Linked DNA regions of Mus musculus: region 2 is linked to region 1. The links are chromatin loops, found by intact Hi-C in ENCODE. Cell type or tissue: heart. All regions are shown on one strand.

What was found. Hi-C counts contacts between places; a loop is a spot of excess contacts. Peaks named below come from ENCODE experiments on the same cell type or tissue, not always from the same donor. Only the 100,000 strongest peaks of a DNase experiment are listed, where the experiment ranks them.
Region 2: a loop joins it to region 1, with 4 times the contacts of the local background. A loop is called at or near these places in 9 of 42 quality-filtered maps.

Annotation. Positions count from the first base shown.
Region 1 is chr7:83,628,694-83,636,693 of GRCm38, forward strand. Stard5 (StAR-related lipid transfer (START) domain containing 5) reads left to right here and starts at 3,324. Exons shown (of 6, transcript NM_023377.4): 1 at 3,324-3,446; 2 at 4,043-4,092; 3 at 4,437-4,569. The coding sequence starts at 3,348. It overlaps Gm16638 (predicted gene, 16638), which reads right to left and starts at 3,148. Exons shown (of 4, transcript NR_166697.1): 1 at 2,073-3,148. In heart, a CTCF peak has its summit at 3,918 (motif pointing right); a DNase peak (open chromatin) is centred at 3,188; H3K4me3 peaks cover 2,640 bases; H3K27ac peaks cover 2,341 bases.
Region 2 is chr7:83,564,321-83,572,320 of GRCm38, forward strand. No RefSeq gene overlaps it. Among named protein-coding and RNA genes, the nearest start is that of Tmc3, 17 kb to the right of the region's middle. In heart, no CTCF peak of the experiment used is centred here; DNase peaks (open chromatin) are centred at 751 and 1,821; H3K27ac peaks cover 312 bases.

The sequences.
Region 1 (8,000 bases):
AAAATGCAATAATGAAGCAGCATATGATGATTTAAAATGAAAGGGAAGTGTCTGGCTTACTCTGCACTGTTCTAAAATCACAGCTTACTAGACTGGAACATTCTGAGTAATGGGACACACCAACATCCCTAGCATGCAATGCTCTGTGGAGAAATGTCCTGAGAGGTGTGTCATGAAGTGATTTTGTCCTTGCATGGATGTTGTAGGGTGTTATGAAGAGCAAGAGGTCTACAATGTCACTGGGCAACACTATCTCGTGGGAACACTGTTGTACGTACTGCGTATGACTGATGTCTCAGTTAGGGTTTCTATTGCTGTTATGAAACATCATGGCCAAAAAGCATGTTGGGGAGGATAGGGTTTATTTGACTTACACTTCCAGATCATAGTCCATCATTAGGTGAAGTCAGGAGAGGAACTCAAGCAGGGCTGGAACTTGGAGGCAGGAGCTGATGCAGAAGCCCTGGAGGGGTGCTGCTTACTGGCTGACTCACAATCTGCTTTCTTATAGAACCCAGGTCCACCAGCCCAGGGATGGCCCTACCCACAGTGGTCTGGGCCCTCCCCCACAAATCACCAATTGAGAAAATACTTTACAACTGGATTTCATGGAGACTCCTTCCTCTCTGATGACTCTAGCTTATATTAAATTGATACACAAACCTAGCCAATATACAATAACATCCTCATGTGGTTCACAGATCCATATAGACATTAACAAATTCGCACACACGTTCATACATATGGTATGGTGTGTGAATGTTTACTTTACATCAAGTGCCATTCGAATTACTATTCCTTGTTAAGCCATTTGGCCTTCATTTCAACTGCTAGCACTATCGCTTTTCTCACTTTTCAAGTAAAATAATGAGAAAACTTTAAGGTCTCAGATGGCTACTCATTTGCCATCAGTGCTAAATACTTGCCAACACAATGTGTGACTTGAAAGATCTGATGAGTGCTAGCTTTTTCTTTTTTTAAGTTACTTTTATATTGTATTTTTTCAGTGCTGGAAATGCAATCCAAAGCCTTGAGAATAGTATGCAAATGTTGTCTAGCTGAACTGTATCTCCCCTCCCTCTCTCTCTCTCTCTCTCTCTCTCTCTCTCTCTCTCTCTCTCTCTCTCTCTCTCTCTTGTTATACTCTGTGGCCCTACATAGCTCATTATGTATAGCAAGCAAGCAACAGACTTGTGGCAATCTTCCCTCCTCTGCCTCCTGAGTGCTAGGATTACAAGCATGCACCACCATGCATGGCTTCCAAGCACAGACCTTTGTATTCACAACACTGTTGCCCTCATGAGTTGAAACTCATATATTTGGCTTGCTTACCTGCTGTAACAGATGACCATCTTAAACAGTGATCACATTTAGAGAAAGATAAGAACGCACATTGTATTCAGTTAAGCTTTAAATCTATCCATGTCCCTCCAACAGCAAATGGCTGTCAATGAGAAGAGCTGCCTCCTATAAAGCCATGTGGTTAGACCCAGTCTGGCCCTCTGCTCTCTTGAGCAGTCCTCCAGGGCCCAGCCTCAGTTCTCTCAGCTGTGTTACATGAGTTTGATGGGAACATCATAACCCACATAATGGGTATCTTAATGCATTGGCAAATAAGTTAGTTTCCATTACAAGGGCAATTGTCCGTGCTTCTGTGTAAGTAAGATTGTTGTGTTGAAGAGAAAGTTAATATGTACCTGTCAATATGTAACTGTTCATGTGTATCACTGCTTGGTTTGGGTGAGAGCATGCAAGCTCTCACCCAGTATAGAAAAACCCTTTCTCGGTACTGTGAGTAAAGCAGGTACTAACAAATCTTGTCCTGTTTGTCCACTAAACAGGTCCCCTTGTTTGATCTGTAATTCCCTACAACCAGGGTTCTGCATCTTTTTGTATCATGGTCATTTATTTTGCCACAAAGCATCTCTCCATGTATGATGCTTTCTTTTTTTGCTTAAGTTTTCTTAACAGTTCTTAACAATTTAAAGCCTTGTTTAAAGAGCCAAACAGTTGACTTTTAGTCAAACCATATCTCAACGTTATCTCGGATTATCATTTATGATTCTACTCACCTTTAAAGTACGGCAGAGTGAACCATCTATTTTATGACTCTCAGAAGAATTCACATGCTCTTCTTCATGGACTCTTCACAGTAGCCCAGGGAGATACATGTTATTATAACATTTCACGTCTGTGAAAATCTCAAAGATGTTTAGAGTCCTGCCCAAACCTACATAGTCAATATTGGGACTGGAGCTCCAGGTGCCCAATTGCTTTCCCAGCCAGCCAGCCCCTCTTTTCTTCCAAAGGGGACTTTCAAGTCACATCCTTCCTTGTCTTTGGAGGAAATAATGGAGAGGTTACAAACAATCAGTTGGAAATAGGCTTGAAGAGGAGAGAACCTGGGCTGCTCTTACAGAGGGGATACCAGTCCACACTCTCCCACGGGCCTGGTTGCCTCTGTGTTCAGAAGTTGCCAATAGTCTGCTTATTTATTTGCCTATTTAATGATGCTGGGATAGGGCACATGCTGGGTGAGCATGCTACTATTGCACTATGTCACTAGCCCTCTTTCTACTTCTTTTATTTTGAGCTGCTGGCCTCATTAAATTTCCCAGGCAGACCTTTAATGAGTGGTCTTCCTGCTTCCATGTCCAGAATCTGGATTATATCTCTCAAGGGAAAGCTGAGGTCTCCACCTGGCGTCAATGCATAGTGCTGTCTGCTGGATATGTATATCTATCAAGAGCTCCCTGGGTGTCTAGAACTAAATAGATCTGACATTGGTTTCAGCTTCTTCCTCCACCCATTCGAAGTTGTCTCTTCCTTTACTCAGAAAAGGCATTTAGCTACTCAAGGGGGAAAAATAAAATAAAATAAAATTGGGAATCGCTTCGGTTTCTGTTATCAGAAGCAGACATTCCTGTGCAGGCCTCCTGAACTGACACTGGTGTGTACCCCTCCTGCCTACCTCCACCTCCGGCCGGCTCCTCCACATTCTCCGGGCCACCCTGCAGAATCCCACTACGAAGTTGTTTGCACGGTTTCACTGGGGGCCGAAAGCACCTCAGCACCAAGGGGTAAACATCCAAACTCCTTAAGCTAGCTGGTTCCTGCCTCTGCCCAAAGCCTGCAGTGGCGGAGAAGGAGCTGCCTGAGACCCGCCCAGAGATGACGCTTACTGCGCAGGGCGGGCCAATATCAAGAAAGGACGGAATTGTCTGAGAGCGAAAACCAATTCAGAAAGAGAGGCGGAGCTCGGGGCGGGGCTCCAGGCTCCGCCCAAGGCCCAGCTTTCCTCCCAGCAGAACCTGTGTGGCACAGCTGGGAGCCTGCACGTTGGCGGAATGGACCCGTCCTGGGCCACGCAAGAGAGTGAGGCGGTGGCAGAGAAGGTGCTCCGGTACCGGCGGGACGCGTCGGGCTGGAAGAAGTGTCGGGAAGGCGTGAGTGAGGGACTGGGCGGGAAAAGGGGTCTGGAGACTGCTCGCAGGGTTTGGAGTCCTCCAAACTCCTAGGCTTCTCCTCTCCCCGAGATTATCCGCACCCTGGACCCCAGAGGTGGGTTGAGAAACTGATTCCACTGCGGGTTGATGCTCTCTGGGACTCCTGGAGGTCTCTGCCCCTTTCATTTCGAAACCCACTCAAGGTCATCTGACTGCTAGGAGGTTAGGATTGGATCTGAAACTCCAAGTACCAAGTCTTTCCTCCGTTCATTGTTGCACAATCCCTCTCCCAGGGAGTGACAGGGAAATAGTTTCCTTCCTTGGCGCTTCTGATTTAAAAAAAAAAAAAAAAAAAAAAAAGCCTTAAATTGCTTGAGAAAACAAAAAGTTCTTGGTGGCATTAAGGCGACTGGAGAGACTCCCACAGCTCCAGGAATCAGCCAGCCAGGATCGCTCTGCTCATCGCCTGCAGTAGGGGGCAGTTACCCCAACTGTGCCAGGAACAGGTTGGGTGACCTTGGGGAATCAAGTCTTGAGATCTCCTCTCCAAGACTTCCTCTAGCTCTAAAATTCTACAATCCTATGCCTTTTGACAGAATGGAGTTTCAATTTCCTGGAGGCCATCTGAGGAGTTTCCAGGGAATCTGTAAGTGCGCACTTTTAACAAAGTCTGTCAGAACCTTACTCCCGTCCTGGTGTCTCTGGGGTTGCATCATGAAAGATACCAATCCGCCCCAGCCTTCTGTGATCACTAGTTACCTTCCAGAAAAGCATTAGCTTGTGTTTTGAATCGTTTCTAGCAAGCTGTGTTCTGTGAGGACTTTGTACCTGTTTGTTTATGCAGGCTAGAGGGGAGATGGGCTAGCATATTTTAGGCCGTTTTCTGTCAGCAAGTCCTAGAACCAGAACAAAAATGTAATAGACCTGAGATAAAATCCTAAGATAAACAAGTTTAATTGACTCGGTGGATCAAATTCCTCTCCATTCTAGGTACCGAGGAGAAGGGATTCTGTGTGGGACACCAGAAGAGGTGTGGGATTGCATAAAGCCAGTTGCTTCGGGCCTCCGGGAGAAGTGGGATGATAATGTGAGCAGCTTTGAAATTGTCCAGAGCATCACGGATGTAAGTGTCTCTGGCTGTGTTATCTGTAGTGTCTTGTCTTGCTGCAACACCCCGACCCCACCTCTCTGAAGAGGGATCTATAACATCTGTAGGCAAGAGGAGTGCCATGCAGACGAGTCCAGCCTTGTCCCTGGCAGGAAACAATGTGTCTCTGAGAGACTAAGAAACCCTCAGCAGAATCTACAGACTATAGCTGAGGAATTGCAGGGCAAGGCTTGGCCTCCCCAGACAAAGAGGCAGGCCTGGATTTACACCAACAGATCTAGTTTGAAGCATTGTCTCTTAACAGAGCCACTTTGGTCCTTTGCCCACAGCGGGACCACTACAAGTCTCCTTCAGGAAAGCGTTCATCCTGCAGACCAGCCCTACCCAGCAGAAAGCCTTGGGATACAGCAACGTTGCTCTGCCAACTGCCTTGTCTAGTGTGGCAGCCTCAATTCCATGGGGCCATAGAGCATGAAAAGGTGGCTGGTTTGAAGAAATGAATTATTCATTTTAACAAATATAAATGTAAATTCAAATAGCCACGTGAGGTAGGAAGTGTTATGGGAGACAGCTCCGATCTTGATGGACCTGTCCTGGCATCACCTACAACTGTAAGATCGTTGCTTCATTTTTGACTATAGAAAACTCAGAAGAATAGAAAATCACAGTGGAAACAGATGTGCAAGTAACTCTGGGTGAGCAGACCTATGTGGTTTGAATGGCATCTTAGTGTTGGCTTCTAGGCTCTGTCTGGCGCTATCATGTCTGGTGCTTACATAAGCAGGTTGCATTGTGAAACCTTGCAGTGTTTTGCAAGCTGTGGAGCCAGGTGTCTTTGCTCCGACCCAGAATCCTCATTTCAGTCAGTCTGTTATCCATAGGAGTTTATGTCAGAGACAGAACTGAAACACACGGTGACGATGATGCCGTGTTTCAACTCTTCTTTCAGCCCTCTGGTACCAAGAAGAGGAGAGTGAACCTCAGGCACTAATGTGCCTTGGATACTATTTAGCTGTTGCTTTCCCCGTAAGAGATGAATCGGCGCCCTGGGCTGGGAATCTGACTCTAGCAATTCCGCGTGTAATTTGAAGTTACCTTTAATTTATGACAAGTTGTTCTTTCTTCTTTCTTTCATTTTTTTCCCCATTTACAGTTAAATAACTTCCTTTATAAAAGCCAGCTGGTCTAAGTGGAAACATTTGAGAAACCACAATAAATTGATAGGATTTTCTTATTCTGGATTAAGTGAAACCAGCATCAGAAAAGAAAAAAATAAACAATGCAAAGAGTGTATACAAATCATTACGCATAAATGGTGAAGTTGAGCAGCCCTTGGTTAATACCTTTTGTTTTTGTTTTTGTTTTTGTTTTTGTTTGTTTGTTTGTTTTTTCAAGGCAGGATTTCTCTGTATAGCCCAGGCTGTCCTGGAACTCACTTTGTAGACCAGGCTGGCCTCGAACACAGAAATCCGCCTGCCTCTGCCTCCTGAGTGTGGGGATTAAAGGCAAAGTCTCTTGATGAGTCTGGAGCTTACAGGTCTAGCCAGCTTACTCCAGCAATCCCCTGCCTCTGACTCCCTTCTGGGATTACAGCTGAACTAACACTCCCAACCAGCTTGTGTGTGGGTTCTAGGGAACCTAAGTTCTGCTTCTCACCCTGGCACAGCAAGCACTACCCACTAAGCTGCCCCCAGAGCCCTGCAGGTCATCTTTTGGAAACTAAAGTGGCTCCACCTCTCTAGCACACTCACCCCTCTTGGTGTCAGCACAGTGGCTGGTGGGACAGAATGAAAAGCTAGGAAATCCACAGGCTGACACCTGAGCAGCCATAACAATGGCTAACCTGTCAGTGCTTTCAAGGCAGTTACCAGGTGTTCTGTTCCTGGCCACAAGCTCCCTATCCTGAAACCTGGGGGAAGAAACAGTCTGACAGAGGGAAAGAGAAGCTGCCAAGTGCACAGAGACAAAGAAGCCAGAAGGAAAGTAATCATGTTACCTTAATAAATTACTCTGATACCTCAGTCTAGTACTTAAACAAAAGTTCCCCATTGCTGCGTACCTGTAATCCCAGCAGCCATGGAGATATGAGGATCTGGGAGTTGGAGTCAGCCAGACCATGAACACCAGGCTGGCCAGGGCTGTGTTTTGATTCAATAAACAAAGCAAGCCACCAACAGGAAGTACGTTTTTCTTAATCAGTATGTAATTATTTTTCTTGCACTTTGCTTTATATAGCCCACTGATTTTTTTTTTTTTTAATTTAAGACAGGGTCTCTTTATGTAGCCCTGCATGGCCTGGAACTCAATATTATAGACCAGGCTGATCCTCCTGCTTCTGCCTTGCAAGTACAAGCTTGCCCCATTAGGCCTGGCCTTCCAGTCCATTTTTGCCCCCATTGGTTTTTTTGGACATCACCAAATTTTATTAGAGATATTCTTATAAGTTAAAAATACTGTTCTAATCATGTACTTCTTTTGATCACAGGCCTTTTTTTTTTTAAGTACTAGATTGAGGTATGAGTGTAATTTATTGAGGTAACATTAGAAATTTGGATGAAGAATGATTAAACACAAAAAGAAAAGAATTTTTTTTTTATCTCTGCATGAGATATGTGGGAACTCTTGGTTCTCATTAATTCATGTGCCCATGAAGAGATTTGGCTTGTTGCCAGAGAGACACACTCTTCAGTGGACACTAGGCACAGAGGGAGAGAAAGCACAGACTGCCAGGGGACTTACACATCCTGAAAAGCAGAGACTCCAGTAACAAGTCTGGGTCCTGTCTACTAAATGAAACATTGAAGGTAAGGGGGCAAAGACCCTTCCAGACAGTGTCTGTGAGCGTGATTTGGACAGCCCTCGAGCATCCTAATTCTTAATAGAAGATGGGTAAAGGAAAGGATGTGTGGATGAGACATGAACCCGGAGTAAGCTCACGTCTCTAACAAGTGCTTCTGTCTTCAATATTCTTAAAATTAGACTTTTCCTTCAGGCTCCAGATGGAACCAGAAGATGGTTATGGTTGTAGAAGATGGCCATTACTTCCACTGTGCCTGCTGCGAGCGAGATACAGGAATTCAGAAATGGACTTGTTTCTTGGACTGTGCCTAAGAAAGGGAAACTGACATTGAGCTGAGCCCAGTATGGGGCACCATGGTCAAATATTGCAGTTATAATTCCTGAAGATCTGTAGCACCCCAAGAGATCTTGTACCCTGGGCACTGCAAGCTAGGATGGTACTAGATGGGTGGGGGAGGAGGCCCATTTTGTAGGGACACTGTTCTCAGGTGAGTTATTTTATAAAGAAACATGGAGATGAAATTGTTTGGAAAGCGATGAAATCATTTTGGCCTCAATGCAGCCGCTGGAAAGAGCCCAAGTGCCCCGAGGCTTCCTTCCGTCCTGCTTGCAGCTCCCCATGTTGCCCACGCACTTCGTTTCCCAGA
Region 2 (8,000 bases), 64 kb before region 1:
CAGAGGACTAGCAAAAAGGAAAGAAAAAAAAAAGTCAAAGAAATGGTCACTAATCATATCCTGTTATATTCATAGATGGGACCCTAGCATAATCATCACCAGAGGCTTCTTCTAGAAACTGATGGGAGCAGATGCAGAGGCCCACAGCCAAACATTAAGCAGAGCTCAGAGAATCCTGTGAAAAAGGGAAAGGAAGGATTGTAGAAGCCAGGGTGTCAAGGACATGACCCCACAAGAAACCCCGCAGAATCAACTAACTTGGGCTCGCAGGGGCTCTCGGAGACTAAACCAATAACCAGGGATCCTACGTGGGTCTGACCTAAGCTTTCTACATATATATTACGATTGTCTACGTTGGTCTTTTGTGGGACCCCTAACAGTGGGAGTGAGGCCTGCTCTGACTCCTGCCTGCTTTGGAGCCCCTTTTCCTCCCACTGGGTTGCCTCATCCAGCCTTAACATAAGGGGAGATGCCCAGTCTTACTGTAACTCCATATGTCTGTCTGGTCGAGATCCCTGCACTCTTCTGAAGGGAAACAAAGGAGGTGTGGATCTGGGGGAGAAGAGAGGTGGGCAGGGGAGGAGACGAAGGAGGGAAACCGTGGTCGGGATGTTATATCCTATTTCTAGGAGACTCTCTTGGTTTTAAAAGGCCAGTGGCATTAAGTACACAATATTGTGTGTGGGCTGAGACTCAGCCACAGTGTAGGTCCGATCTACATGGTCTTCCGGGAGGAAATGTCATTCACCACCCACACACTGAGGCAATCTGAGGCCTGGGCGGGGCAGTCAGTTGAGAACAGCTGCCTCGCAGGCTGCAGTTAAGCATCTTCTTCAAAAAAAAAAAAAAAAATACAAAACAAAACTGATTCTAATACAAATAAACGGACACTGCACTCGCCTTGAGAAACATGACCTGAGTTTTAATTTTACTTCTTAAAATAAATTGTTAAAAAGTTAGTCATCTTATTTATGTGACCGTTTTCCCTTGTGTGTGTGTGTGTGTGTGTGTGTGTGTGTGTGTGCGTGTGTGTGTACTACGTCTATGCCTGTTGTCCACAGAGGTCTGAAGAGTGTGTTAGATCCCCTGGAACTGAGTTTGTAAATGTTTGTGACTCACCATGTGGGTGCTGACAATCCAACCCAGGTCCTCTACAGAAGCAACAACTGGCTCTTAACCACTGAACTACTTCTCCAGTCCGAACCCTGAGGTCTTTTTAGAGACCTCTTTTAATCTTTAAGTAAGGGATTTGAGTCCTGACTTTCTTGAAACTGGAATTACTTTTTCTGCTGTGTTATGAAAGTAGGTCAAAGGGTTTCTAACAGGCGCTGCTGCCTCTGTTGGGGAGACACTGAAGAATCCTTGTCCAGCTGTGAGCATCCCTGAGTCCAGGCCTGGGAAAAAAACAAAACAAACAAAAAAAAAAAAACAATTGACACACTCCGGAGAGGAGAAGAAGCCTGGAGTCACAGGATAGGTTTTCAAAAAGGGTCCAATCTAACATGGGTCTCCTAATTCTCACTCTGCCATTCAGAAAGCATTGGCCTTCCCTCTGCTCTTGCGCTCTCTCTCTCTCTCTCTCTCTCTCTCTCTCTCTCTCTCTCTCTCTCTCTCTCTCTCTCTCTCTCTCTCTCTCCATCATGCCAAAGCAAGTGGGACAGGACAGTAGAGCAAAAAGTGAGATGGAAAAGCAACTTGTTTCTCAGAACACCAAGGAAGACAGAGGAGCCCTCTTTGGATGACCCAGCACCAAGTTCAAAGGACAGGAAACGAACCCCAGCACATGCTGAGCTAGCTGTTGTGTGGACTCGTTCCCCGCAGGAGGCTCTGGCCTCCAGCCCGGGGAAGAAGTCCTGATTTTTGAATAACATGTTCAGAGAGGGCGTTCCTCATACTCATCGGTACTGAATAGAAGCCACTCCGCATCTATTATTAGTTCCAGGAAATGACCCACAAAGAATATGTCACAAATAATTACAGGAACTCTCTAACAGGAGGGATCCTTCAAAAAAGAAAGAGAATTGGTCAGTTCAGCCTTAGGAAGAGCTTGCTGTTTGCTGAGTATAAAGCCTGAGGACCAAAATGAGTTCTGATTTAGACAATGTCTACAGTAGACAGAACGTATCAGGCAGAACCACAGCCATTGTCTTCAGATAACCCTATGGGGAATTCTCCTTGGAGCCAATATACTTCTGAAACAATTAAAAAAAAAAAAACGATAATAAAACACAAGATATTTTGAACAGCGATCTCATTACCTTGAAAGTGCACTGCTTTTATTAGTTCTGTCTTTTTAAGTATATTTTTTACTTTAATTTAAAAAACCTCCCAGATAATAAAAGCACATAGTTTGTGTTTGTGTGGGGTGTGTATTCACTTATCCACATGGGTGCCTGTGTGTGCGTGAATACATGCGTGCCTTAGGGGTCAGAGATTAAGCTTTGATGTTCTATCCACTGTCTACCTTGTCTTTAAGATAAGGGCTTCATTGATGTGCCATTCACCAGGGAGACTAGATTGACTGGCAGCCCCCAGAATCTGTTTGTCACTTCCTCCAATCCTGGAGTTACAAGAACATGTCACCACCATGTCTGGCTTTTTAACATAGGTTCTGCAAAGCCAATTCAAATCCTCATGCTCTCATGGCAAAGACTTCAGTAACAGGGCCATCCCCAAGCCATTACATACATAATTAAAAAAAAAAAAGTCAAATAGAGGCTCACAAACAAACACAAGGTTACAGTCCTTTATAAAGACAGCCTGTTGACCTTTATTGTCCCTCCAGACAGTCGACACAAAGATAAATTCTCTTTTCACAGTGATGATAGTGGCGGTAGGGGTATCCTGGGCTGCCTGGTACTGGTTTGAGCATCCATTCCCAAGAGGAGTACTCAGCAGGGAGGGTGGCCCTAACCCTGGACTTACTATCCAGAAACCACTCTGGGCGCTCTAAAGACAGCACTAAAGACAGTGAGTGGCCAGTTATGGCTATAGTCCAGTGTGGGCAAAGAATGGGCTGTAAGGGGCCACCATGCTCACCGTTATACTCCCACAGACCCTTTTCTCTTCCTCCCCACAGTAGGCTGAACAATGGTCCACAAAACAGTGAGCCTTACCCTAGAAGCTGAGGAAGTTTTCTTCTAGGGCAAATATGACTTTCTAAATGTGATTAAACTGTGGGTCCTGTGATAGTGAGATTTTTCCCGGGTGATCTCCGTGGACTTGGCATGAGGGTGGGGGTGGGAGAATAGGAAGGCAATCAGAGACCTACGTGAGTTGTTACCTTGCTGGCTTTATGTAAGGAGCGGGTGTGGCAGCAGTCCCAAGATGGCGCCCAGGACTGCAGCTAAGTCTTATGACTTGCACCTGACTTCCTCATACACCTGAAAATAAGCCACGACCATCGTGAGAACTGTGCAGGTGCACCATGATGCTGGCGGTGTAAACAAGTCCATATTTGGTGGAGACATGCCCCTGCCGCCCTGATTGGCTGAAGCTGTGTGCATGGTGAGGTGGCGTGGCCTGCCGTGAGTGGAGGGGGGCTGAGAGTATTTAAGCAAACCTCCCTGGGTTCCCGGGGTCCCCATAGCAGCATTGAGACGTTCCTGCAATAAAGGCTGTTGAGAAGAATCCGACCATGTTGTGTCTTCCTTGCCGGCCGGCCGAGGTGGACGCAGCAGCTTTAGAGGTAGGGAAAGAGAACATAGGTCAGGGAGTGTGGAACGGCAGATACAGGGGTGCCGTTCAACTTTAGAGAACAAATACACGGTGAGGGGTGAAAGTGGGAATTCCTGCCCAGTTGCTGTGGATGAACCCACCTCCCTGTATTTAAATGACAGAAATGTGTTTCTGTTGCAAACAGATGTCCCTGACCTTTGCCGAACTTTCTGCCTTCTTGGTGCTGAACTAAGAGTGGATGCAGATCTGAATGCAGCCACAAGATGGAGACTTTGTCTTGGTTAGCGCTGGGATATTCCCAGCGGTAAGAAACTTCTGTGCCTACTAAGCAGCTTTGATTAATCTCCAGTTCAGCTCTTGACCCGACCCGCATGGAGGAGAATCTGGGAGCCACAGGATAGGTTTTCAAAGGGGGTCTGATCTACCAAGTGTCTGCTAATTCTCACTCTGGCATTCAGAAAGCATCAGTCTTCCCTCTGCTATCTTCTCCAGCCATATGTGCTTGCTGTTCATATACTCTAAACATCACATTTCTTCATGTAAGAAAAAATTGCTATTGCTGTTGTTTTCTGCTTTCCATTTCCTTCCACTGTTTTACATAAAACAGAGGACTAAAAATTATTTCACACAGTATTATCTTCATGAGACTTGGTCCAGACAAACTAAGGTTCTCTTATAGCTCCCATGGACTGCTGAGCTGTGCTCTCAGGTTTCTGAATGAATCAGACGTGGGCAAGGGGCTCTGAGTTAAGGGAAGTATGCAGGCAATTGGTATAAATGGAACACACTCTTCTTCCTATCACTAGAGAAGCGTATGACCAACACTGACCAAGAGGATCTAGAGACTGGGGTGATCCTTGGGCAAATGATAACCTGAAATAGACCATGCAGGACACATAAAATTTTATAAACCCGGAAGAGGGCAAATGGCTCCATAAGCAGACAGATGGCTTGAGCAAATTATGGAGCCAGGAAAGGAAGCAGAAATTGAGAGAGCAGAAGGTATGTTAGGTCAGCTACAGAGTGGAAGCAGATGACTCCAGCCGATGAGAGGCTTACAGTACAGTCTTCTTCCTCACTTGTGGCCTGTGCAAATGTCAGCAGAGCTTTGCTTAGGTCTCTCAGGGACCCAGGCTGAGGTCAGCCCTGTCATCCTGCATCTCCATTACATGTTTTGCCTTCTTAGTTGCTGCTGTAGGAAAAGTGAAACTGAAATATTATTCACTATAGGCCCCACCGCTTCTACCTGGAGGGGTAGCTGTCCACTCTACTCATATTGTTTAAAAAACATAACAGCTTCTAACTACCAGCACCTAGACCCTCTGAAGCATATTACTTTCCCTGTCACAGGAGAATTCCAAAATCAACCTATTTGAGTCATAAGATAGAAAGACATTCAAGTTTTAGTGAAAGACATAGGACTTCCTTCAGCACTGAGAAAATCATAACTCCATTTTAAACACACAAAAACATACGTGTGTACCAATAAGCCAGATTTTGCCAAGAATCAAACACAAGAAGCAGAGGTGGTGGTGGTGGTGTTTTCTGATCCTGTGTATGAGGTTTGCAATTAATTCTGCAGAAATTATGGAAAAGATGGCTTCCAGGGACCTCACACAGCTCCAGGTATTGCCATGCCAGCCAGATCTGGATCCCCAAATGTCAATGTAAACATGAGAAATCAATCCCCCAAATTTTAGAGGGTGGAGCTACCGATCTTAAGGTGGCTTCAAGTATTCTGTGTCTACAAAGTTTCCTAAAAGGTGGTCTGTGGTGGTTAGAATTAGAATGGCCCCATAGGCTGATGTTTGAATACTTGGTCTCTAGTTGGTGGCTTGTTTGGAAAAGATTAGAAGATGTGGCCCTGCTGGAGAGTTTATGTTTCTGGGGATGGGATTTTAAGGTTTCAAAAGATTATTTTGAGTCAGCACTCTCTGCCTCATGCTCATGGAATCAAGATATGAGTTCAGCTGTTCCTACCTTCCTTCTACCATCATGGACTCTTGAGCCTATGAAACTGTAAGCACAAATAGATTCTTTCTTTTATAGTTGTCATGGTGTTTTATCACAGCAATAGAGAGCCCCCCAACTAAGACAGCATCCTTCTCCTTTTTTGGCATGCATCCAGGAAAGCACACAGGACAATAGCAGAGCAAGAGTTGCCTTGACACAGAGAATGCTGTGAAGTTTACAGAAAAGCTGACTGGACTGTGTGGTTCCGTGATAGGATACTGTATAAACTGATGCTGTATAAACAGCAGGGAAAGACCTGGCTGGCCAGAACCATGACATGAGATTCACAGAAGAGCCCAGTGATACCTGGTACTATAGTCTAAACACATTCCTTGATTGTGTGTGATTGATGGACACAGTTCCCAAATTCATATGTGGCTGGGGACTCTGGAAGGTATAGGGGGATAGATTCAGTCTTCAGGCCAAGGAGGTATCAGATGATAGGATCAATGGTGTTATAAAAAGAAAGAGAAAGGTACACACTGGCCAACTCTCTTTCTTGTCCCATCTCAGCCTCTTGGCTTCCACCAAGAGATGATACAGCATGATTGCCCTCATTATATGCATACCCCTTGGTCTTGGACTTTCTAGCTTCTAGAACTGTGAGAAATAAATCTATGTTCCTTATAAGTTACCTTGTCTTAGGTAGCCTGTTATAGCAGCACCAAACAAGCTAAATCACCTGCAACTATGTCCTAGACATTAGTGAACAGAGTGGCATATTGTGAGCACCAATCACTATTGATCAACAAATTACTGAATGAATGAATGAATGAATGAATGAATGAATAGGTAGCTGGGTGGGTAGATGGATGGATGGATGAACGAACGAATGAATGAAGGCTTTATTTAATGAACTTCAGACCTTCTATAAACCTTCATTTGTCTTCATCCATGTTCTAAGGACTTTCTGAGCCATAAACTCCCACAGCTCAGGTTTCCTGGATGGCCATAAGCTAAGCTGCAGGTTCTGATTCCTTTGATCTGCATCTTCTCTGGTCTTCAGGAGTCCAGACTCCATGGCTGCTGGTGTCTCCTGCCAACATGGCCTGGGAATGAACAAGTAGGCTGTCTAGGTTCTGAGGCATGGTCTTAACAGCCAGAGAAGTACAGCAGATCTCATCTGCCCCCACAGGCCATTGAAGGTTTCTGTCCTGACTGGCCAGCCTATGTCCTCACTTGCCTACCACTGTGCTTTCAGAACACGAACTTACCCCTGAAGACTGAAGCTAGGCAGCCCTCCTCCCCTCCCTTCCTCTTCCCTTCCTCAGTTCCAAGCATCTGCCCAGCAAAACCATGACCTCGTTCTGCTTAGTCTTCGGCAAGCTGCTTCTAGGGGAAGGGAGGGGGTGTTGCATACTTTCTTCTCATTTCCTAAGGAAGTATACTGGGTCAGATAGAAGTTACTAAATGTTTGTGAGAGCATGAAGCTTTACTAAATGAACGTTAACTCACCCAGATAGAACACCAACGGGAGAAACAAAGGAATGATTCCTTCCTCATACATTTTGGTGAATCGGTGAATTTAATCTGAGTACGGGAATATGCGTAAGGGCTTACTCACAGAAGCAAAGGCAACTGAAGGCTACACAACTGAAGAAAAAATTACTCTTCCCCATCAACAGTTAGCTAATAAGTAAGTCCTGGGGCTGAAGGTCTTATGTCTCTCTCCTATTTGTGTGTGTGTGTGTGTGTGTGTGTGTGTGTGTGTGTCTGTGAGTGTGTGTCTCTGTGTGTGTGTGTGTCTGTGTGTCTCTGTGAGTATGTGTCTGTGTGTCACTGTGTGTGTCTGTGTGTGTGTCTGTAGACTTTTTTTCCTGCATGTATATCTGGGTGCCTCTTTAGTGGGTGCTAGAAAAAGCCAGAAGAGGGATCCTATCTCTTTGAGCTGTTGTGAAGGATGCTTATGAGCCACTATGTAGATGCTGGGAACTAAACCTGGATCCTCTGGAAGAGCAACAAGTGCTTTCAACCACTGATGCCTCTCTCCATTCTCACCATTCCCTTGGTTAGCTCCTTATAGTTCTTATAAGCCTCTCCCTTCCTTTGTAACAGAAAGCCTAGTCATGTGCAAATCTCCTTAGAGAAATCACAGCTGCTGAGTTCAAAAGTGCAGAAGCTGTGTCATGCCCAGAGGATGTCGTTCTAAGCCAGTTTGTGGGAGGAATAATGAGCGAATATTCTAATTCACTCTGTATTATACAGAAAGATCTTCGCATTCTTCTTGTCCAGGCCACATCATCTTCTCCTAGAATACACCAAGTTAATGACTTGTACTTTAACCTTAGGATGGTGTGGGCTTGTAAGAC